Linked DNA regions of Homo sapiens: region 2 is linked to region 1. A link is an interaction called in ENCODE POLR2A ChIA-PET data of the cell type or tissue named here. Cell type or tissue: B cell. All regions are shown on one strand. Each heading gives the region's core, and the rest is flanking DNA. Links, peaks and the distances in the headings are about the cores only. Region 1 holds the start of LOC124901250 (a long non-coding RNA gene). Region 2 overlaps FARS2 (phenylalanyl-tRNA synthetase 2, mitochondrial).

The links. Peaks named below come from ENCODE experiments on the same cell type or tissue, not always from the same donor. Only the 100,000 strongest peaks of a DNase experiment are listed, where the experiment ranks them.
Region 2: POLR2A ChIA-PET joins it to region 1 with 11 read pairs; 1 of 35 experiments calls an interaction of 5 or more read pairs at or near these places.

What each region holds. Positions count from the first base shown.
Region 1 is chr6:5,826,497-5,837,436 of GRCh38, forward strand. It overlaps LOC124901250 (a long non-coding RNA gene), which reads left to right and starts at 47. Exons shown (of 2, transcript XR_007059424.1): 1 at 47-109; 2 at 648-3,067. In B cell, for the core only: no CTCF peak of the experiment used is centred there; a DNase peak (open chromatin) is centred at 5,165; H3K27ac peaks cover 1,142 bases.
Region 2 is chr6:5,718,938-5,729,877 of GRCh38, forward strand. All of the region lies in intron 6 of FARS2 (phenylalanyl-tRNA synthetase 2, mitochondrial), which reads left to right. Among named protein-coding and RNA genes, the nearest start is that of FARS2-AS1, 270 kb to the left of the region's middle. RefSeq lists enhancers at 5,050-5,369, 9,671-9,800. In B cell, for the core only: no CTCF peak of the experiment used is centred there; DNase peaks (open chromatin) are centred at 4,624 and 5,174; H3K4me3 peaks cover 2,019 bases; H3K27ac peaks cover 1,897 bases.

The DNA of each region.
Region 1 (10,940 bases), core at 3,176-7,175:
ATGAATGGAAAAAGAAAATATGATGTATATACACAATGCAATACTATTCAGCCTCTAAAAAGAAGGAAATCCTGTTCTTTGCAACATGGGTGGACCTAGAGGACATTAGGTAAGTGAAATAAGCCAGGCACTGAAAGCCAAATACGGCATGATCCCGGTTACACGGGGAATCTAAAAAAAGTCAAACTCATAGAAACAAAGAATAGGATGGTGGTTACCAGGGGTTGGGGGTTGGGGGGCTTGGGGAGATGTTGATGAAAAGATTAAAATTGTCATTTAGACAGGAGGAAGAATTTCAAGACATCTATTGTACAACATGGTGACTACAATTAATATATTGTATACTAGAAAATTGCTAAGAGTAGATTTTAAGTATTCTCATCACAAAAAATGTATGTGAGGTAATGCACGGTTAATTAGCTTGGATCAGCCATTCTACATGTCAAAATATCAAAACTTGCTGTACACACAAATGCATACAATTTTGTCAATTAAAAAAAGTTACGGATTTTATCTAGACAAAAACAAGAGATATAAGAGAACAAACCAACACCAGCAGCCACTGTGACCATTTGAGCCCACCCGTGGGGGGACTGGTACTTTACACGTGTTGTATCTTTTCTGGCTCTCTCTCTCCAACCCTGCAGGGCAGGTGGCATCTCTACTTAACCATGAGGGAACAGAGGCTCAGCCAGCATGTTGAGACACCAGAATTCAAAAGCCCAGTATCCTCCCAGGACTCCATTAAAGCAGATGTGCAGAAGGCAGTACGGCCGGAGCACAACCAATGCCCCTGGGGGAGGCCCACGGGACCGTTAGGAAAATAAGACAGGCACAGGAAAGAGATGTCCAGCGTCTGAAGACAAAGCCACAATGAAAGCCACCATTCTGGGGTTGGGAAGGTAAAGAACTTCAAACCAGATAAATGAAGACTGCAGAAGAAAGAGGAAGAAATGGAAGTTGCTCTCTGACAGGACAACATGAATTTGGCAAGGGGTGGATTAGGCCGAGTGCTATCCACGGTGATGAAACACAGCAGCCGGTAGTCATGAAATATTTATGAATGGGGAGAGGATGCTGCATTCTGCAGTGCAGCACAGGGGAAACCGAAGTTTCAAGAATACTGTAATAGCAAAACCCTCCATTAATTATCGGAAGCAAGCTGTAATGCCAGTTCCTATGGCAACAGGGTCCCCAATGGATTTTGTGCTTTTTTTTTTTTAAGCTGCTCCCATTTACTATGGTACATTGCATTTATTTTCTATCGGAGGTTTTGTGCTTGTCTTCTGCAAATGAATTCATCCTGTCCTCACAGTGGCTGGTGTGGAGACCGACAGGCTGGGGCCTGGGGAAGGTTAAAGATTATGCAACTTTGAGCTAAATGCTCTGTAAGCACATTGATGACTGCTATGAGCACCTTCACTTCTGAGGGGAAAAGGAGGGGAGGGCAGGAAAGAGGTGTGGAAGGGAATAACTAGGGTGCATGGCTAATTAGAGGGCATCTATCCCAGCCCCCACACGCATGGTCTTTGGAATCCAGGCTTGCACCAGGGAAGAGTCCTTGAACCCAGCTGGGCTCTCCAACAACGTGCCTGCTGCAGCTGCAGTGGAAGCTGATAATTGCTCAGAAAGCTCAGACACAGAGTCCTCTGGGGTAAGGGTGCTGGAGAGAACAGTGGCTTGGTTCCCAGAGGAGCAGGCTGCCCCTCCCAGAGAAGCACTCCACCTGTAGGCCCAATCTCTCTGCACCGCCCCCCCCCCCCACATTGCTTATCAGCTCCCCCTCAGTGTGAAGTGGGAGTTTAATCTGGTGGCCCTTTGAATGCGGGTCTTCCAGGGGAGATGTTCTGTGTTTGCCTGGCCATGGGCTGCTGTTCACAGAAACATTCTGTCCCAGGCCACAGGAGCGCCTCAGAGCCACCCTGGGGTGTGGGCGAAGCGGTCAACAGCGGCTTCCTCCATCCTTCCCCGGATGAATGACTGACAAGTTGATGGCGGAGCACCCCGCCGCTCACTCAGGAAGAGGCTGCCTCCAGGTGGGGAGCTTGTACGTTTCCCTCTCAGGGCTGCAGCTGTGGCTTGGGAGGTGTCCTGTCTTTTTGGTGGCCTCATGAGGGCTGTGTGAGTCCTGATAAATGGCATAGGATGGGGAGTCCCCTTAATGGGGGACAGTACAGGTCTCCTGTCCGTGGGGCTATTCCAGGTTAAAAATAGATTCTACCGCTGCAGAATGATTATGCTGGCTCTACTGTGCTTTCTAAGTCACCAAAGGGACTCACAAGCATGTGTGAGTAGAACTGGGAGGATGCCAGAAGAGGGATGAAATAAAAATTGTGTACGTATATGTTTCTTTTTGTGGAATTCTACCTGGAGCCATAGGAGTACGACTTACCACTCAAGAGAAAGGCTGTGCCCAGAGCCAAGGAGGAGCTGTGGAGACGTTTCTCCCAAGTCATCCGTTCTCCCTATTTAGACTTCAACCTTAGGACGGACCTTCAGGCATCCAGGCCACCTACTGACCTCTCTGGCATGGGTGGGAACCGGGAGCTCGTTGGTAAGCAGGAGGATTCAGGACTATCGAGCGAACACCACTTCCTCCGTGGCACGCACCGCGCTGTGTCTTTGGGCTCATCATCTCATCACCTCTGCACAGGAAGATTATCTCCCCCACTTCGTGATGAGGAAACGGAGGCTCCAGGAGGCAAGTCATTGCCCAGGCCACACTGCTCCTCAGAGGCAGAGCTGAGATCAGAACTCACTTCTGTCTGACCCCAAAGCCTGTGCCAAACGCCTTGCTCGCTGGCCTCTTGCAGGGAAGGGCAGTGTCCCATTGCAGCCAGGCCCCAGCACAATACCAGGCTCTGCAGGCCCTGCATCACTTTCCCAAGGCCCAAAGGGGGCACACCACAAAATGCTGGGGGTGTAGGAAGAAGATATCAGAAATTCTAGTTATGATTTCCTCTTATCCTAGTAAAATACCAACTTCTATGTCTGTGTTGTGATGCATTTATGAGCTCAGCAGCACATTTATAGAATTTATAAATCAATAAACCTTCACATTGTGGAATACATGCTCAAGTTTATTTTACTGATATTGGAAGTGAGCAAAAAGACTAGAGTATCATGTTCAAGATAGTGACCAGGGACCACCCCAGGGCTCCTCGGGGACCAGAAAGGATGGCTTGCCGAGGGTGGCCTCCATCTTCCCTGCAGCATTGTTTGTTCCCCGGGATCCTTCCAGGCCCGCTCAACTCTGATCTCAGTCCCCTGTGCATTTCTGTAGGAAGCTCGCTTTTACTAGACCTGAGAGTTCAGGCAAGCCCTGTACCCTCGGGAGGCCGGCTGTGTGCTCTGCTGTTGTTTGCTCTCTATGGGGGCTCTCCAGTGGTCCAGCGGGCATTACAGGAGCACAGGGAGGACGAGGGGAATGGAGAAGGGGGATTGAAGGGCACATACACTTAGACCCCCACCGGCCACCTACAGAAGGCCTGAGGGGACAGCCCTTTCTGAAGTGATGCCTTCCTCTGTTGGGAAGCCAGGAGCCTCCCCTGGTGGGACCCATGAGGCCCTGGGGGTGGGGCAGGGTATGTGGGACGGGCACAGAGCCCCTTCAGTTTCCTTCTCAGGCCAGAATCATAACTGTCCATGCATTCCTTAAAAGCAGAGAGGGACCCTCTTCTTCCCCATCCATCAACAGCCTTCAGAGTCTAATTACATGCATAGAGCTTCAGTTCCCTTCTCTGTAAAATGGGGCTAATACTAATAAGACCTCTTCAGGGCAGTGTGGGAAGTCAATGAAACTCCATCTCTAAAATCACCCAGCAGATCATAGGATCTTGAAGTAAGCACAGTGTTTGGCATACAATAGGCACTCATCAATGCTGGTTCCTTTCACTCTCTGCCACTTGCTGCCTGTGCATGAGTTAACGTCCCAATGCCTCAGTTTCTTCATTTTCAAATGAAAGATGATGCCTATCCTCAACTTCAGATGAGATCAGGCACGTTCAGGGTGGTATGGCCATAGACCCCAACTTCAAAACAACAGGCACATCCATTCAATTCAGGTAGCACCCACCAACTGTACCATGGGCTTAAGAGGCAGGAAGAACATGGTGTGAGCCCACAGCTTCGGGTCCTGTTGCTCACTCTCTGCACATCCTTGTGCAGTTATCTGGGGTCACTTGCTGGCCTTTTTGAGTCTCAGTTTTCTTATTTGTAAGCTGGGGATAGTCATATCTCATTAGATTTTTAGGAGGACTAAATGGGACAATAAATATAAAATGCTCAGCACAAAACTTAGTCTATGGTCAGTGCTCAACAAATATCAGTCACTGATAATAGTAGAACCACCTGGAAATGACACTGTCATTTCCAGGCCCTCATGAGGATTCTCATTTACTCGTCATACTAGCCCTGCAAAATGGACACTATTGCTTCCGTTATACAGATGAGGAAACTGAGGCTCAGAGAAGCTAAGTAACTTCTTCAAAGTTGCCCAGGCTGGGCGCGGTGCCTCATGCCTGTAATCCCAGCACTTTGGGAGGCCAAGGCAGGCAGATTACTTGAGGGGAGGAGTTTGAGAACAGCCTGGCCAACATGACAAAACCCCCTCTCTACCAAAAATATAAAAATTAGCCAGGCGTGGTGGCACGTGCCTATAGTCCCAGCTACTCAGGAGGCTGAGGCAGGAGAATTGCTTGAACCAGGGAGGAAGGGGTTGAGCATGCCACTGCACTTCAGCCTGGGCAATAGAGCAAGACTCTGTCTCAAAAAAAAATAAAAAAATAAAAAAGTTGCCCAGTGACAGAGCCAAGTCTTGCTTTACAAGCCTAGGCTCGCTCTCCTACACTAACTACCTGGCCCCATGCTGCCCAGTCCTGGGCTGGCTGCAGGAGGCTGCTGCATTACCCACCTCAAACCACACAAGCACTGGCAGTAACAAGAGGCCGTAGAGAACCTAGAGTTCTCCAGTGGGTGTGGTTCTCTGGCTGCCGTGGGCTGCCAGGGATCCCTTAGATCACAGACTCCACAGTTCTTTCTTGCCACCTCCAGAAGTGAGGCTGCAGCCCCATGAGCCAGGCAGCAGGAAGGGAGGAAGTCTCGCTTCTTGCCAGACACATTGTTTAACTGCAACAGTCAGTTCTCCAAAAACTCTGCCGGAAGTCCACCCCGGAAACTCAAGGGAGGAAACTGACTGCCTTCTTGGGGTTTTCTTAACTGTGCTTCGTTTTTCTGCTCTGCAGGAAAGATGCAACCTGGGCCAGAGGCCCCTGGAGGCTGTGCCTGACCCCAGACAGATCAGACAAACCCGAGCAGCCATTAGCAGCTGCATGGACTCCTTTGCACTGTGGGGCTGCTCCTGGGGTGCAAGATGTCTTTGTGTGTGTATGGGGTTCGGGGGCTGGGCTGGCTGACTTGCAAAGGACACGCTGTGGCCCAGCCCTGGGCAGCATCCAGCCTGCTTAGGTGGCCTTCTGGGGGCTTGGCTAAAGACACTGAGGCCTTTCTCTGTTTCACCTCCTTGTGCCAACTTGGCTGTGTGTGAATAAAGGAATCACAAGCACACGCCTCTCTGAGTTCACACTTGTGTAAAGTTGGACTGAAGAGCTTGGTGAATCAAAGTTCAAGAAGGGTGACTTTGCCGGACATGGTGGCTCACTCCTGTAATCCCAACATTTTGGGAGGCTGACGGGGAGCAGATCACTTGAACCCAGGAGTTCAAGACCAGCTTGGACAACACAGAAAGACCCTGTCTCTACAAAAAAATTTAAAAATTAGCTAGGTGTGGTGAGGTGTGCCTGTATTTGCAGCTACTCTGGAGGCTGAGGTGGGAGGATTGCTTGAGACTGGGAGGTTGAGGCTGCAGTGAGCTGTGATCATGCCATTGCACTCCAGCTTGAGTGACAGAGCAGGACCCCATCTCTTAAATTTAAAAAAAGGAAGAGAAAGGAGAAGGAGGAGGAGCAGGAGAAGGAGAAGGAGGAGGAGGAGGAGGAGAAGGAGAAGGAGAGGAAGAAGAGGAAGAGGAAGAAGAAGAGGAAGAAGAAAAAGGAGGAGGAGGAAGAGGAGGGGGGAGGGGGGGGAGGAGGAGAAGGGAGGAGATGGAGAAGGAGGACACCTCAGAAGCCCTAGATAAAAACAGGGAGGAAGAGAACAAAAACATCAAAGCTGCTGAGTCTGGTGTCAAGAGCAGGGGCCTTAAAATCTGTGTGACTTTGTCCTTTGAGTTAACCTCTCTCATCCTCAACTTCTTGTTTGTGAAGTGGGAATAAGATTTTTTTGTGAGTTTGTTCTGAGACTCATAAGTAACGTACATAAAGCTGGTGGCTCCTGGTCTGTCTTATCATCCGGGGTTAAGCTTTGAAGTGGGCACAGGTGCTGGCAGCTGTGGAATGGGGGGAGGTTGCAGGTGGGTCCCCTGGTCACAGAGAGCTCATCACTGCCAGAGCTCAGGAGCCCCCTCACTGGAGAGGCCTCACTGCCAGGGTTCAGAGCTCCCTCACTGGAGAGGGACTTCCTGAGTGTTGCAAGCTACATGGACAGACCATGTGAGATCAAGCGTCCAGGCCCCTGGGCCAAGCAAATCTTGGGCCAAGATTGTGTGGCTTTAGGGGATGTTATGGAGCCTCTCTGGGCGTCAGCTCCTCCTCTGTAAACTGGGGACTGTGGTGGCGATAATGGTACCCACATATACAGAGACTGACAAGTACTCATGAAACAGAGCTAGGGGTGTATGTCTGTCTCACATCAAAGGGCTTTCACACTGCTCTGATTTTTAATAATAATTATTATATCAGTATATATTAATATTTAATTATATTATTATGTTAATATATAATAATTATATATTAATTATCTTATATTAATTATTAAAATATAATAATAATAATTATTAACAGCTCTGGGAGAAGGTTATCATGAATTTTTTTTGGAGGGAGGTCAGATGACAGCTCGTCAAGGTAACAGAGTGCAAGAGAAGAGCCTGCCTTGGTTGGGGGTGGTCAGGGCCTGGGCACCCCAGAGAGACACAGGGGAGCCTGGGGGAGGACTGAGACCCCTTCTCTTGCTTAATCAACTTTTTCAAGTCAACAATGACATGTGTGCCAAGCTCTGACCCCTGATCGCAGCTTCCCCTGAGAGGGGCCTCTGTGGGGATGTCTCGCAAGGCCAGGGAGATCTGGAAACACATCCCTTCCACAGGCTACATCCATCGTCAAAAGGAGACCTCGAGGGCCCACCTGCCTGTCCTGCCTGCCCCTGTCCCCAGCCCAGAGAAGCAAGCTGAGCCACCTGCCTGTGCTCCCAAAAAGACACCCCATCTGTCCCAGATTGATTTGCACAGAGTAAGTTACCTGTGGGGCATGTGCTGGCCAGAGGCCAAGTGGGCTCATCTATCTTCCCAGGGCAGCGTTTTAGAACGGGGAGTGGAAATAGTGTCTAGGTTGTAATGAATTTTTGGAAGAGGGGAGGGGGTGGAGAACAGAGGAGGAGGGGGGCAGGGAGCGGGACAGAGGAGTCACCCGAGGCTTCTCCTTTGCGGCATTTAATGGGAAAATGAGATATTTCCCAGGCAATTGCTTTTAAGTGACTATTGAAATTAATGCCTCGTTCCAGCAGCACATCTTTGTTAGAACATTAGCCTCTCAGAGGGAGCAAGAAAATGAGAAGGGAAGAAAAAAAAAAAACCTACCTGAAATGAGCCCAGCAGAGAAGGCTGAGGACAGAGGACTTGGGGTCATGGAGTGCTTGGGGGTGAGGTGACTCTGGGATCATGCGAGGGGCCTAAGCGCCGAGGAGCCTCGGTGGCCTGGGGAGACTGTCCCGCCTGAGGGCCACCCTCCTCTGCCACCTGGGGCCGGGATATGGTTGCTGAGTGACAGGGTGACTTGGGGTCCACTGGACGGGCTCTGCCGTGGGCCCTGCTTGCCCTGTGGGCTCTCTGGCCTTCTGAGGCAGCAGGGAGGCTCTGGGCCCACACGTGGTCTCCTACAGGCTTTGGGGCCGCATTCCCAGTTTCTCGATTTCCCCGACATTGGGGGTTCACTGAGATGTTAGGGACCCCTGTAGTGATAATATCCGCTGTGACTTATGAGCACTCCCTACCTGTCAGGCACAGTCCCGGGAGGAGCAGCCTGGGTTCCTGCTGGGGAGAACCCCTTGAGCCAGCCTGAAGGCTGTGACCTTCCCAGGTCTTAAGGGTGGGGATTTCTCAGAGCTGAGACGCATGCCTTGCTTCACTTGAGGCCTGGAATGGCTTCTGTTTGTTCTTCGATTTGTGTGGGGGTGGGGGTTGTAGTTTCCTTTTTTTTTTTTTGCTTTGTTTCTGTGCATGTATAGAATTGAGCCAAATGGAATAGGTGCTTTAAACTCTGAATGCATTTTGCCATTGCTTTTTTTTTTTTTTAATTGATCATTCTTGGGTGTTTCTCGCAGAGGGGGATTTGGCAGGGTCATAGGACAATAGTGGAGGGAAGGTCAGCAGATAAACAAGTGAACAAAGGTCTCTGGTTTTCCTAGGCAGAGGACCCTGCGGCCTTCCGCAGTGTTTGTGTCCCTGGGTACTTGAGATTAGGGAGTGGTGATGACTCTTAACAAGCATGCTGCCTTCAAGCATCTGTTTAACAAAGCACATCTTGCACCACCCTTAATCCATTCAACCCTGAGTGGACACAGCACATGTTTCAGAGAGCACAGGGTTGGGGGTAAGGTCACAGATCAACAGGATCCCAAGGCAGAAGAATTTTTCTTAGTACAGAACAAAATGAAAAGTCTCCCATGTCTACCTCTTTCTACACAGACACGGCAACCATCCGATTTCTCAATCTTTTCCCCACCTTTCCCCCCTTTCTATTCCACAAAACCGCCATTGTCATCATGGCCCGTTCTCAATGAGCGGTTGAGTACACCTCCCAGACGGGGTGGTGGCCGGGCAGAGGGGCTCCTCACTTCCCAGTAGGGGCAGCCGGGCAGAGGCGCCCCTCACCTCCCGGACGGGGCGGCTGGCCGGGCGGGGGGCTGACCCCCCCACCTCCCTCCCAGACTGGGCGGCTGGCCGGGCAGAGGGGCTCCTCACTTCCCAGTAGGGGCGGCCGGGCAGAGGGGCTCCTCACTTCCCAGTAGGGGCGGCCGGGCAGAGGCGCCCCTCACCTCCCGGACGGGGTGGCTGGCCGGGTGGGGGGCTGACCCCCCCACCTCCCTCCCGGACGGGGCGGCTGACCCCCCCACCTCCCTCCCAGATGGGGCGGCTGACCCCCCCACCTCCCTCCCGGACGGGGCGGCTGGCTGGGCAGAGGGGCTCCTCACTTCCCAGTAGGGGCGGCCGGGCAGAGGCGCCCCTCACCTCCCGGACGGGGCGGCTGGCCGGGCGGGGGGCTGACCACCCCACCTCCCTCCCGGACGGGGCGGCTGCCGGGCGGAGACGCTCCCCACTTCTCAGACGGGGCGGTTGCCAGGCAGAGGGTCTCCTCACTTCTCAGACGGGGCGGCCGGGCAGAGACGCTCCTCACATCCCAGACGGGGCGGCGGGGCAGAGGCGCTCCTCACATCCCAGACGGGGCGGCGGGGCAGAGGCGCTCCCCACATCCCAGATGATGGGCGGCCGGGCAGAGACACTCCTCACTTCCCAGATGGGATGGCGGCCGGGCAGAGACGCTCCTCACTTTCCAGACTGGGCAGCCAGGCAGAGGGGCTCCTCACATCCCAGACGATGGGCGGCCAGGCAGAGACGCTCCTCACTTCCCAGACGGGGTGGCGGCCGGGCAGAGGCTGCACTCTCCGCACTTTGGGGGGCCAAGGCAGGCGGCTGGGAGGTGGAGGTTGTAGCGAGCCGAGATCACGCCACTGCACTCCAGCCTGGGCAGCATTGAGCACTGAGTGAACGCGACTCCATCTGCCATCCCGGCACCCCGGGAGGCCGAGGCTGGCAGATCACTCGCAGTTAGGAGCTGCAGACCAGCCCCGCCAACACAGCGAAACCCCGTCTCCACCAAAAAAATACGAAAACCAGTCAGGCGTGGCGGCGCTCGCCCGCAATCGCAGGCACTTGGCAGGCTGAGGCAGGAGAATAAGGCAGGGAGGTTGCAGTGAGCCGAGATGGCAGCAGTACAGTCCAGCTTCGGCTCGGCATCAGAGGGAGACCGTGGAAAGAGAGGGAGAGGGAGACCGTGGGGAGAGGGAGAGGGAGAGGGAGAGGGAGAGGGAGAGGGAGAGCTTGCCATTGCTTTTAAAAAAGCTTGTTCTCATTTAAACTCACAGCATCAGTGAATGAGAGTGTTTATCTCACGATATCCTCACCAGCTTTATATATTATGCTTTTCAAATTTGTGCCAATTTTAGAGTGGGAAAATGGTTGTGAATGTGAATTTATAAAAGAAATAATTGTTGGTTGTTGTGAAAAATAAATATTTGTGTTGGTTTCCTAAAAACTAGAGTTGGATCCCTAAGAATACCCAACTTTGTCAAACAACAGCAGGCAGCCAGGTGTGGTGGTTCACACCTGTAATCCCAACACTTTGGGAGGCTGAGGCAGGTGGATCACTTGAGGTCAGGAGTTCGAGACCAGCCTGGCCAACATGGTGAAACCCCATCTCTACTAAAATACAAAAATTAGCCAGGGTTGGTGGCGGGTGCCTGTGATCCCAGCTACTCAGGAGGCTGAGGCAGGAGAATTGCTTGAACCCGGGAGGCAGAGGTTGCAGTGAGCTGAGATCACGCCATTGCACTCCAGCCTGGACAAACAGAATAAGGCTCTTGTCTCAAAACAAAACAAAACAACAAAAAACAACAACAACAGCAGCCACCTCTCCTTGAGCAGCCTTGAATGTCTATTCTCCTGTAAACTATGGTGAGGAAAATCCTCTCGGAATTTGCTGCCGTCCTCCCCTCTAGGGCTGGGACACAGGATGAGTGCTCCAGGCTGGATTTAATAGAGACACAATCGG
Region 2 (10,940 bases), core at 3,493-7,492, 110 kb before region 1:
TGGAAGATGGCGGGAATGTTTCTAATCCCACTTTGAGCCTGAGTGCTTGCACCTTATGCAGAACAAATCACAATTCGTATCATAGTCAGGATCTGAGATTTGTCTCTCACCTCACTCCCTCTCCTACGGATTTAGTTATGCTCATCTGAAGTAAAGGCTGCCTGACTGGGTGCAGTAGCTCATGCCTATAATCCCAGCACTTTGGGAGGCTGAGGCAAGAGGATAGCTTGAGCCCAGGAGTTCAAGACCAGCCCGGGCAACAAGGTGAGATCCCCTCTCTACAGGAAATTTAAAAATTAGCTGGGTCTGGAGGCACACACCTATGGTCCCAGCTACTTGGGAGGCTGAGGTGGGAGGATCTCTTGGGCTGAATGGTCAAGGCTACAGTGAGCTGTGATCACACCACTACACTGCAGCCTGGGTGACAGAGTGAGGCAAGACCCTGTCTCAAAAAAAATTAAAAAAAAAAAAAAAGGAAGAAGAAAGAAAAAGAAAGGAAAGAAAGAGAGAAAGAGATAAAGAAAAGAGAAGAAAAGAAAAAAGAGCTGCCTGCTGTAGCTGAAAGATAGCACTTAGATGCTAATGTGGGATTTTGAAAGCGGGAGACCTTTCTTCAGAAATCTCAGGTAAGGCAGTTGCGAGGGCACAACTCAATGCCCTCGTGAGGCCTCAACTCTCTGGGGCCTCACACAAAGATGAGCTTTATGTGGACTTTACCAGAAGTTCCAGGGATGCGGCCAGCCAGGAGCTGTGGCTGTCACCAGTTTGTCATTGGTGTGACACTAACAGAGAGAAGGTACATCTTACCAAGACAAGGTAGTTCAAGTTCAGGTTCTGTAGCATCATTCAGCTCATCTGAAAGCTTGTAGTTGATTTTATGTATTGCAGCCCATTCAAAAATAATCTTGTAAAGCATAGTGTTTGCTTAAACTTGAGACAGCTTGCAATGTGGCTTCCGTTTAGTGTGACACAAACCTGTTGTGGACTCTCTATTATACCACAGAAATTGTTATAACCACCACGTCTATTGTCTTCCAGAAGGACACTTGAGAGTCACTTGTAAAAGTTGGCCTGTGCTTTCCTATTAAAAACTGCTGTTTAAATGGTAGTTAGTCTCCTGTTTAGTATGCGGTGTAGCTAGATCACCCTGCATTCACAATGCTCTACATAAAAAAAAAAACAACACTGCTGCAATACCAATAGTTAAAAGCAATTCCATTAAATACATTGCGAACTAGTTTTAAATTTTTATCTTGATGTAGGCACTTAAGAAAAAGGAAGGGATAAAAAATAGTTGGAGACATTTATAGTGATTCTGAGGGTAACTTCTGAGTTCTGGGGCTTACAGACTCTTGCCATTGGGTCTTCATCTAAGTAGCGCTACTCAAACGTGTATGAGCCCTAGTTAAAGCATTATGGCTCACAAGAAAATAAAACAAACACATCAGTTTTCCAGATGTTAATTGATCAGTTTTCCAGATGTTAATTGATCAGTTTTCCAGATGTTAATTGGAGATGTTTTGAAAGAGAGAAGCTTCAGAAGGCAGACAAATACTAAAGAGAATGTGTCTTTACAATATTCATTCAGCATTTATTGTGTACCTAGCATGCCCTAGGCTCTAGAGCAGCATTCTCAGACCACTAGTTTTCTAGATTGCCTTTACATTCATAAGTCTCAAGATTATTAAATTTAAATAGCCTCAAGATCCCCTTTACATTCTTAAAAATTATTGAGGACCCCAGAGAGTTTTTGTTTATTTGGGGTTATATCTACTGATATTGATCATATTAAAAATTAAAACTGTATATAAATGTTTAAATGCTTTGCCTGGGCATAGTGGCTCATGCTCTATAGTCCCAGCACTTTGGGAGGTGGAGGCAGAAGGATTGCTTGAGGATAGGAGTTCAAGACCAGCCTGGGTAACATAGCAAGACCCCCATCACTACAAAAAAAAATTTTTTTTAATTAGCTGTGCTAGGTAGCACATGCCTGTAGTCCCAGCCACTTAGGAGGCTGAGGTGAAAAAATTGTTTGAGGCCAGGAGGTCGAGGCTGCAGTGAGCTGTGATCATACCACTATACTCTAGCCTGGGTGACATAGTGAAACCTGTCTCTTTAAAAAGAAATAAAGTTTAAATGTTTTAAGTAAAACATTTTAAAAGATTTTATTATTTAAACATATCAATAATAAAACCATTGCATATTAACCTAATATAATTCTATGAAAAATAACTATAAAAATTTTTGTGAAAAGAATGACATTGATTTATATTTTTGCAAATCTTTTTCGGGTCTGGTCTAAGAAGACAACTAGCTTCTTATACCAGCTTCTGTATTCAGTCTGATGCTCTTAAGTTGTTTTGGTTACCCCAGATATTTTGTTAGAAAAGGGAAAAGTGTGTTAATAGACTTTTGAGAAAATTGTGGCTATTCATTCTTTGACACTCTACCAAAACCGGAAAAGTAGTAGTTTTTTAAAAGTTAGTTGCATTGTGAAATCTGAAATTATATCAATGACTGATATAATTTTTCACTTGTTACATTGAAATCGATTAGTCTATCTTGCAATTTTGAATGGATCATTCACTCTTTCATGATTGTGTGAAATCGTGCATCATTCAATTAGAAATATTGGTTCAGTGAGTTATGTAACTCTTTTAAGCGTCGACACATTTCATTATCTAAGATCAAAAAATCACATTCATTAGTATCATCACCAATCCTATCAGGAATGCCTTAAGTATTGGGAAATATGGAGACACATTTTCCAACGTTGACAATTTTCCAAATTTGCTTGAATTTTATCATTGGCCAAAAACACTGTCAGTTCTTGAAGTGGCAGGCTCATTGCATTTATTATCTCTGCCATCATTGGTCTGTCAGTACTTCTTCCATGTAAAAATAATGTTCCATGAAAAAGAGTTGCTGGTTCAGCTCACAGTTGAATCTCAGATGCACATTTCCTTGAGACAACCTTGTGCTTCAGCGTGTACCACGGGTTCTCTGTGTGTGTTTCCCACTGAGTCACACAGAATATAAAAAAGGCATATCAAGGGTTGAAACTTAATAAAGGTAATAATTTGTAGTGCTTTTTAAGGACGTTTTAAATATTCTCTTTTTTTCCAGCTTTAATGGATGAAACAAATTGTTGTTTTTTTCCTTGTAAGTGTGAGATGGTAAAAAATGCAGTGACTGCCAGTATAAGCTGGTGCCACTACCTTGATCCCAGCTAAGGCACCCACAGTTTTATCTACTGTTGCTTTTGCACCAAAGATGTAAGTGGCAATACAGCGAAAAGGGCAAATAAAGTCTTAATAGTATGAAAATGCTTTGACCTTACAAATCCCTGAAAGGGTTTTGGAGACCCCCACAGGTCTGCAGAACAGTCTTTTAAAACTCCTCACTAGATATACAGTTTGACATAGACAAGACGTTTTTCTTGTAAAGGGGGAAGATAGATAATAAACAAAATACATCAGGGGTGCTGTAACCAAAACAAAGCAGTGCGCTGTGACAGAGGGGTTATCTCAGGTGGGATGGCCCTGAAAGGCTGCGGAGGCAGTGACGTTTAAGATGAAACTTAAGAGCAGGTCGACTGGGATAGCCAGCCCAGGCTTGATGGCAAGAGCTCACAGGGAATGTTCCAGGGGCAGCAGAAGAACCCCTGTGCTGAGCATGGTGAGGAGGGGGAAGCGCAGGGAGAGAAAAGGTCAGTGAGGCTGTCAAGGGCTACACTGATCGGGCCTGAGGAACCAAGGTGAGAGCTGGATTTTATTCTGAGTGCAACGAGGATGTCCTTGGAGGGGTGTGAAGCAAGGTGAAAGGTCATGTCCACCTTGTAGCCTCAGGAAGTCTCCCCTCACCCCACTTCCACCTCCATTCTTCTCTAGGGGGCCACGACTGGGTTTGAAACTCTAAACCCTAGTTATGAAGTTGTAAATATAAGTAAAAAAGAAAATCCCAAAAGATTACATACAGCATGGTATTCATTTTATAAAATAAACAACTTACTAAAACCTCAGAGCTATCTACAAAGGAAGTCAAGGGAGCAATAAACAAGGATTCAGAACAGTGATTCCCTGAGAGAGGGCAGGCAGGAGGATGAGTTGGGGAAGACTCCACAGATGGACAAAAGTCCTCATCCGAGTTCCGGTTCTGGGGGTGAGTGGGGTTTTGTGGGTGTTTGTGATCTTATTAAGTAAGGGTGAGTGAGTGAAGGTGACAGGCCACGAATGGGCCACTCGCGAGTGTGTCGGGAGCCGTGGGTCATGACAGACCCAAGTACGTGCCCCTGGGTTTGATATAAAAAGAGAATAAGGGTAGAAAAGAAACAAAGCTCATATCTATATATTTCATTTATTTACATGCCGTTTGATTTCTAGCTTGTTCAACCCTAGTTATTGCAAATATCAAGTGTAGTATCATGGGTCATGGGAAAAGGCTGCTGGATTCAAAACTCGGCTTTGTGTGCACCCTTGGACACGCTGCAGACCCTTCCAGGCCTCAGTGTCTTCATCTTCTTCATCTATGATGTGGAATAATTGCAGGATCCGCTCATAGGCTTGTTGAGAACATCGAACAGGACAATGCCTGTGAACCGCTGTCACAAGCCTCTCAGTCACGTTTACTGCACAGGTGGAGATTCTCTCTCCTGTATACACTGCCTCTCTCGATCCATTTTTCCTTTCTTTATGTAACTGGGAAAAACCAAGAATGAAGCAGGTTTGTTTTTGTTTTGCGTGTGAGGAAAAGGTTGTTGAATCTGTTCTCAAGAATGTTTGAATTAAATTCTCTTTGCCTGGGGATGGTATTTTTATCTTATATGATTGTTCTTTGAACAAGCAGTAAGAAAACAAAATGAAATTGGGAGGCTCCTTGCTTTCTTCCTGAAAAGAGGCTTCAGGGCTTTGGGCCAAACTGTGCCTTGAAATGAATTTTAGAAGCGGCCACAGCAGGCGGTCTCTGTTGTGAGGGGCCCAGCTAGTAACAGGCACACTCCCCCAAGACAGAGGAAACACCCTGCAGAGCGGTGGCCACGCTGGGCTGTCCACCGCACAGGGGCTGTCAGAGAAAGAGTGGGCTCGGCGGGAAAGGAAGGGCCGCCCCAGTGGGTTACACGGGAGGCCGCTCCAGGCAAGGGTTTTCAATTTCAGTTCCCTTTTCCCCACACTGCATGGTTTCACTTCTCTGATGGGGCTTAGAATCTGCGCCATTAGGCAGCTTCCACAGCTTAGACGCCTTTCCTAAGGAAGGGTTGGCACAGGGCTGTCAGCCATCAGAGACCTGAGAGGGCAACCACCGGTGCCCTCCCTGCTGGATTCAAGAGGAGCTGGGTGATTCTGGGTTCCAGGATGAAGAGGAGCTAGCAGGGACAAGGAGTAAGCAGAATGTTTGCACACAGGAAATGACAGGGGACTCCGTTGCTGGAGCCATCCCTTCCCTTTGTGGTCATCACGAAATATCCATGACCATAGTAGTGCCACTGTGGCCTGAGTCTCAGGATTGCCTGTGCCCATGAGGTGGCCAGAGCCAGCTCTGAGTCCCCAGGGTGGCCCACAGCCAAGGAACAGAGCCCCCAGGACGCAAAAAGAAACCACCACTAGTTGAGAAGGGAGGAGGAGAACTCCTCTCATGACTGTGCCTGGCAGGAGACAGCGCATCCTGCAGCCTGAGCCTGGTGCTCTACGGGGGCCAGCCGAGGCTAAGACTGTCCCTCACGGAAGGATCTTGAGGCTTCTGTGTCCTCCCCGACACTGGCTGCACTCACCTCCCCTCAGCCTCTGTGCATAGCAGCCCACCGTACTTCAGGACCACTCTTTGTAATCAGGGAATTCTTCTTTACATTGAGCCATAATCTGCCCCATAATTTCCACAGATGAATCCTAATTCAGGTCTCCACAGTAACATGAAATACATCTGCCCCTTTTTGGAATATATGTTAGGTCTACTCTGTGTCCTGCACCATGCCAGGCAGCAGACAAGACACAGACATAGACCTTTCCTTCCAGGAGACTAAAACGTAGTGGGGCAGATGCCATTAAACAAATAATCACACAAAATTCTAAAGATGAAATGAAGTTTCTCGCTATTACCGTGTTACCACACGTGGAAAACAGTCAGCTATGTCTTCTGTCTAAGGGAAGGTATTTTGCAATGGCCTGACTTAAAAGCCGTGGGATTTCCATGAAATCTCTGGATGATGCGGAGCAGACACCCCAGTGCTGAGCAGCTTTCTTTAGTTGAAAGAGAGGGTTAGTGATGGCCAAATTCGTAGCCTGTTTTGGGGATGGCGTGATGACTTTGAACATGGGCGCTGGGGTGTATGGAGGAAGGTGAAAGGTGTCCGTGGGGAGAAAATTGGAAAGGAGCTTTGGAGGCAGGTTGGGCAAGGCATTAAGTGCCAGAGTAAGAAGTTGGAACTGCGTTTGATGATCATCAGGTGAGAAGACCTTTGAGCAGGGAGGGAAGTTAGGTCTGAGTTTTGAGGCAGTTATTTTAAAATGGTTCCAAGCATGGCCTCTGCAGCCTGGCTGCCCGGGCTCCAGTCCTGGCCACTGGCAGTGGGAAGAGTTACCTGGCCTCCCTGTGCCTCAGTTTCTACATCTGTAAAACAGAAATAATAGTGGTATGTACTTAAAAGAGCAAATGAGTTGATGCATGTGACATTTTTGGAGCTTTGCCTAGCTGTGGAAAAGTGCTTTAAAAAGGTTAGCTGGGGCCAGGCATGGTGGCTCACACCTGTAATCCCAGCACTTTGAGAGGCCAAAGCTGGTGGATCAGTTGAGCTCAGGAGTTCGAGACCAGCCTGGCCAACATGGCGAAACCCCGTGTCTACTAAAAATACAAAAATTAGCTGGGCGTGGCGCGCACACCTGTAATCCCAGCTACTCGGGAGGCTGAGGCAGGAGAATCGCTTGAACCAGAGAGGCAGAGGTTGCAGTGAGTCGAGATGGGGCCACTGCACTCCAGCCTGGGCAACAGAGCAAGACTCTGCCTCTAAATAAATAAATAAGGGTAAGCTGGTATTATAATCACCACCATTGTCATCATCATTGTTGGAATAGGCATTGGAAGGAGGTGGATGAATTTGGGTCAGTGGGTGTCATTCACAGTAGGGCACAGTAGAGGCCTGACTTTAAAAGACTAGGTATGCTGCCACCTTCCTCAAAACGGCACCTGCACTGTGTTCACTCACATAAGTAGAAACCTGGCTCTTTTTTTCTTTTTAGAATCTTTTTTTTTTTAATCCTCACTTGGGATTAATCACCTCCAGAAGGCCCTCATCAGGGGTTACAATACACGTGTGCATGTTTGAGGCCATGCTGCCCACGCGTAGACTTGGGGAAGGAATTTGCAGCGCCTCACTCCCTCACCAGCAGGCCCAGTGCCAGGGGGCTCCTAGATGATGGCTGGAGCCCGCCAGTATGATGCTAAGAATGAAGACTCTGCTGCAGCATGGGCAAATATTTAGGCAATGATGATAAATGAAATAAAGCCTGAAACCACACATGCATGATGGTCCTCACGATGTAAAAACATGGTTGCACATGAGCCAGGGCCGTAAAGAAACACAGATAAACAGTGGCACTCGTGTTAAGATGGGCAGCGCAGGAGCACATGAATTGTTTTCCTTTAATATTTCTGCAATTGTCTTAACGATATTTTTAAAGTAGAAAAAGTAAAGGAGGGAGCATGTGCCCAGGATCCCTCTATGCCTCGGAGACCACAACTGCAGAGCAGCCATTGTTTTAGCAGAGATGGAGGGCTCCAGAGGGTGGGGCATGTCAGTTCTTAAAGAACTGCTCTTGATCTGCGAACCCCTCTGCCCTCTTTAAGCCCCAGGGGCACCGCCATCTCTAGGAATGGAAATTCCCAGCCAATGGCTCCTGCACCAGAGACAGTGGGCCCTTCCCTTCCTCACAGACAGTGCTTCCTCAGGATCATGGCCCTTCCAGGGTGAGCTTCCCGGGTAACTGGACAGGGGCTGAAAGTAGCATCCTTAGGCTATCCCATTGATGGTCTTGGTTAAAACAAGCACAGTTCAAATACCTTCGTGACCGCTGTCAACTGCAAATGGTATGGCCTTGGGTCAGATACTTGGCCTCATTGAGCTTCACTTCCACCGTCTGTAAAGGAGCAATGCCTCTGCAGTACCTACCTTCCTCACCGGGCTGTTACTGGTAGGAAAAGCGTGACTGCAGTGCATGGCACCCAGGAAGCTGCTCAGTCAACAGTAACGGCGGCTGCTGCTGTAGGGGTGGGCATGGGAGGGGCTGTTCCTCTCATCACTAGTTTTATTCAGTGGTTCAGATGGTTCAAATGCAGCCTCCTCTATGAGGTTGGACCCCGTTCCTCTGCACAGAACTTTCCCTCCTCCCTTGGTCTCCTGGAACACTGCGTTTGTGCCTGTCTCACAGCGCCTGCTACTTTCTCTGAGGCAGTGGTGTCACTTATACTTGTTACACTTTTCAGAGGCAGGGTGCTGACTGGCCAGAACGTAGGAAAGGCCAGGTCAGAGACTTTCTGTTTAAATAAAATGCCACGCTAGCGGGTTTCGGGTAACTGAAGAAAGTGCATTCCGCGGTCTCCATGTGGTCAGGACTTGGCTCTGTGAGTCTGCAGCCTTGTTCAGCCCTCCCTGCAGCTGTTACTGTATCCCTGTCTTCCTACTGAGGCCATGCTTGGGCCATTGTGGCACCTATACATCTTTAATACACGCCCCAATTAATGAGTTAAGTCCAGATAAAGTGGGTCTGAGGAGTTCACAGATTGGAGTGCCACAGGGATCATATTTTCAGGTGCATTTTCTTCCAATGCACTCTGACAGCTCAAAACACTTCCTCGAGCTTCTATACATTCTGCTCGTTGCCATGTGTCCCCAGCACTTGGATATGTAATGCGAGGGATACCAACAGACTGATTTCTAAATGAGCTTCCTGCCTCAAGGCAAAGGTTGAGTTGCCCGTGCAGCTGGGAGGGCCACCAGGTGAATGACGCTGTTAGAGGGGAAGTGTTGGGGTGAAAGGTCCCTGGGAGCTTCGCTTACCACCGTGGGCACTTAATGGATGCTAAATAATTGAAAGAATAAAGTGAGAGATGAGTGGATGCCGCCTTGATGGCCCCTCGATGAACTAACAGGGTCCGAGAACATTTGCAAATTGGTCATTAATGTTTCATCAACAGTGTCTGCCTCCTTTGTTCATCTCAAAGGGTAGCCAGGGTTTCCGATCACAGGGATAGTTTCCTGAGAAACTTAAATGGAGGAATTAGGCCGGGCCTGCAATTCCACCCAATAATTTGGGTTTGTTTCAAAATAGCCTAATAGCTGGGAATGGGCTGGTTTGGCTTGCTAATGTGCTTAGAAGGGTCTTGAGTGCTTTCACTCAGTGACATTTGGAGGGGGATTATGGATTTTGGAGCATTAAAGCTTTATTGTTTTTGTTTTTTGTTTTGCTTTGCCTGTTTTTGGAGTGAGGTTTGCTGACGCTAAAATGACTGTTTATTCATGACAGGGAGGGGGTGAGGAGGTATAGGGAATAATTCTACTCATGGAAAAAGGATGCCTTCTTCAAAATGATTTTTGCTGTTGGCAAAGCTGAGAACACACTCACATGATTCTCTGCCTGCAGTAAGTGACAGGAAAAACACATTGTGCGCCGTGGATAGCTATAACTAGCAGCAAATTGGTTTAAATCATAAAGAAAGGCTCAGTATACACAGCTCCCTCTTCTTCAGGGAAGTCTAGCTGGAGGAAAGAAATGGAGGCTGGGTTTAGAGTACTAGAAGTGGCAAGTCCAGCCTTGAGCCTCCCGCGGTCGGGTTTCTTCAGAAAATAACCAGGTACTCTCCCGATGTGAGCTGTGGATTTGGGTGAAACTTTCCTCTCTCAGCCACTGCGCTGGCCTCCCTCGGCAACCCTACGTTGCAGGGACTGCCTGCCCCGAAACCCTGCCTGAGCTCACCACTGTCCCTTCACTGACTTTTGAAGGTGGTAGACGGGGAGAGATATTCCTTGTCCCCAGCACTGGCTGGTGTGCTCTTGACAGTGGCCTGTTCTGAAGCCTGCTAGGACGCCCGCTACCTGGGAAGCTGGCAGGAGATTCCGATGGCTTTCGGCATCTGCAGTGCTCACTCATACTGCAGATGACTCTTATTTCCGTTTTTCACAACTTAACTGAAAAGGGCACTTAAGCAAAGCAGGCATTTAGTCCCAGGTGGAATCAATCTTCCTGCTGCAGGAAAGAGCCAGGCCCTGGGCAGCTGGTGTTTGGAGTTGGTCTTGAGTGTGTGTTGACTCACCTTCCTCTCGAGGTAAAGGAAATGAATAGCTCGTGCTAATGAATGAGGTGTCCCCAGAGCATCGTCAGTCTCTGGAGGTGTCCAGTTAGGCCCTGTGACTGTCCCAGCCCTCCCACGGGCACAGCAGAGGCGAGGCTCAGAGCCTGCCCCTGGAATGGGGGCGTGGACGTCCCAGAGAGCAGGGGCTGAGGACACTGGAGTGGGGTCACTGGAGGAAATGGGCAAAGGCAGCTGAGTAGACACATACCTTAGAGGCTAGGGAGCTTGTCCAGAAAAAGCAGCCTGCACCTGGCCGTAAGATTTTCCAAAGATGAGGTTTATGCTCATTGTATTTTTCTCTTGGAAAATGTTTAGGGTCTTTTGCAATGCTTTGTCCTCCTCGGTACTCAGAGGACTGCATCTGCCTTTCCCTCTTCTTTCCCCTTCAAGGATGGACGTGTAGGTTACCCACAAGTACCTGTGCCCTCATTTTTTTAGGCACAGGCTTCTTTCTCTGCTTTGTTTTTGTTTTTTGTATGTTTGCTTTCAAGGCACATATTTTCAAGTATAAAATGACTCCTATGCTCCTTCACTTACCCTGAAAACACCTACCTGTTTCCTAAGAGCCACCTTTGAAAACTCTATGGACATTTTGAACCAGA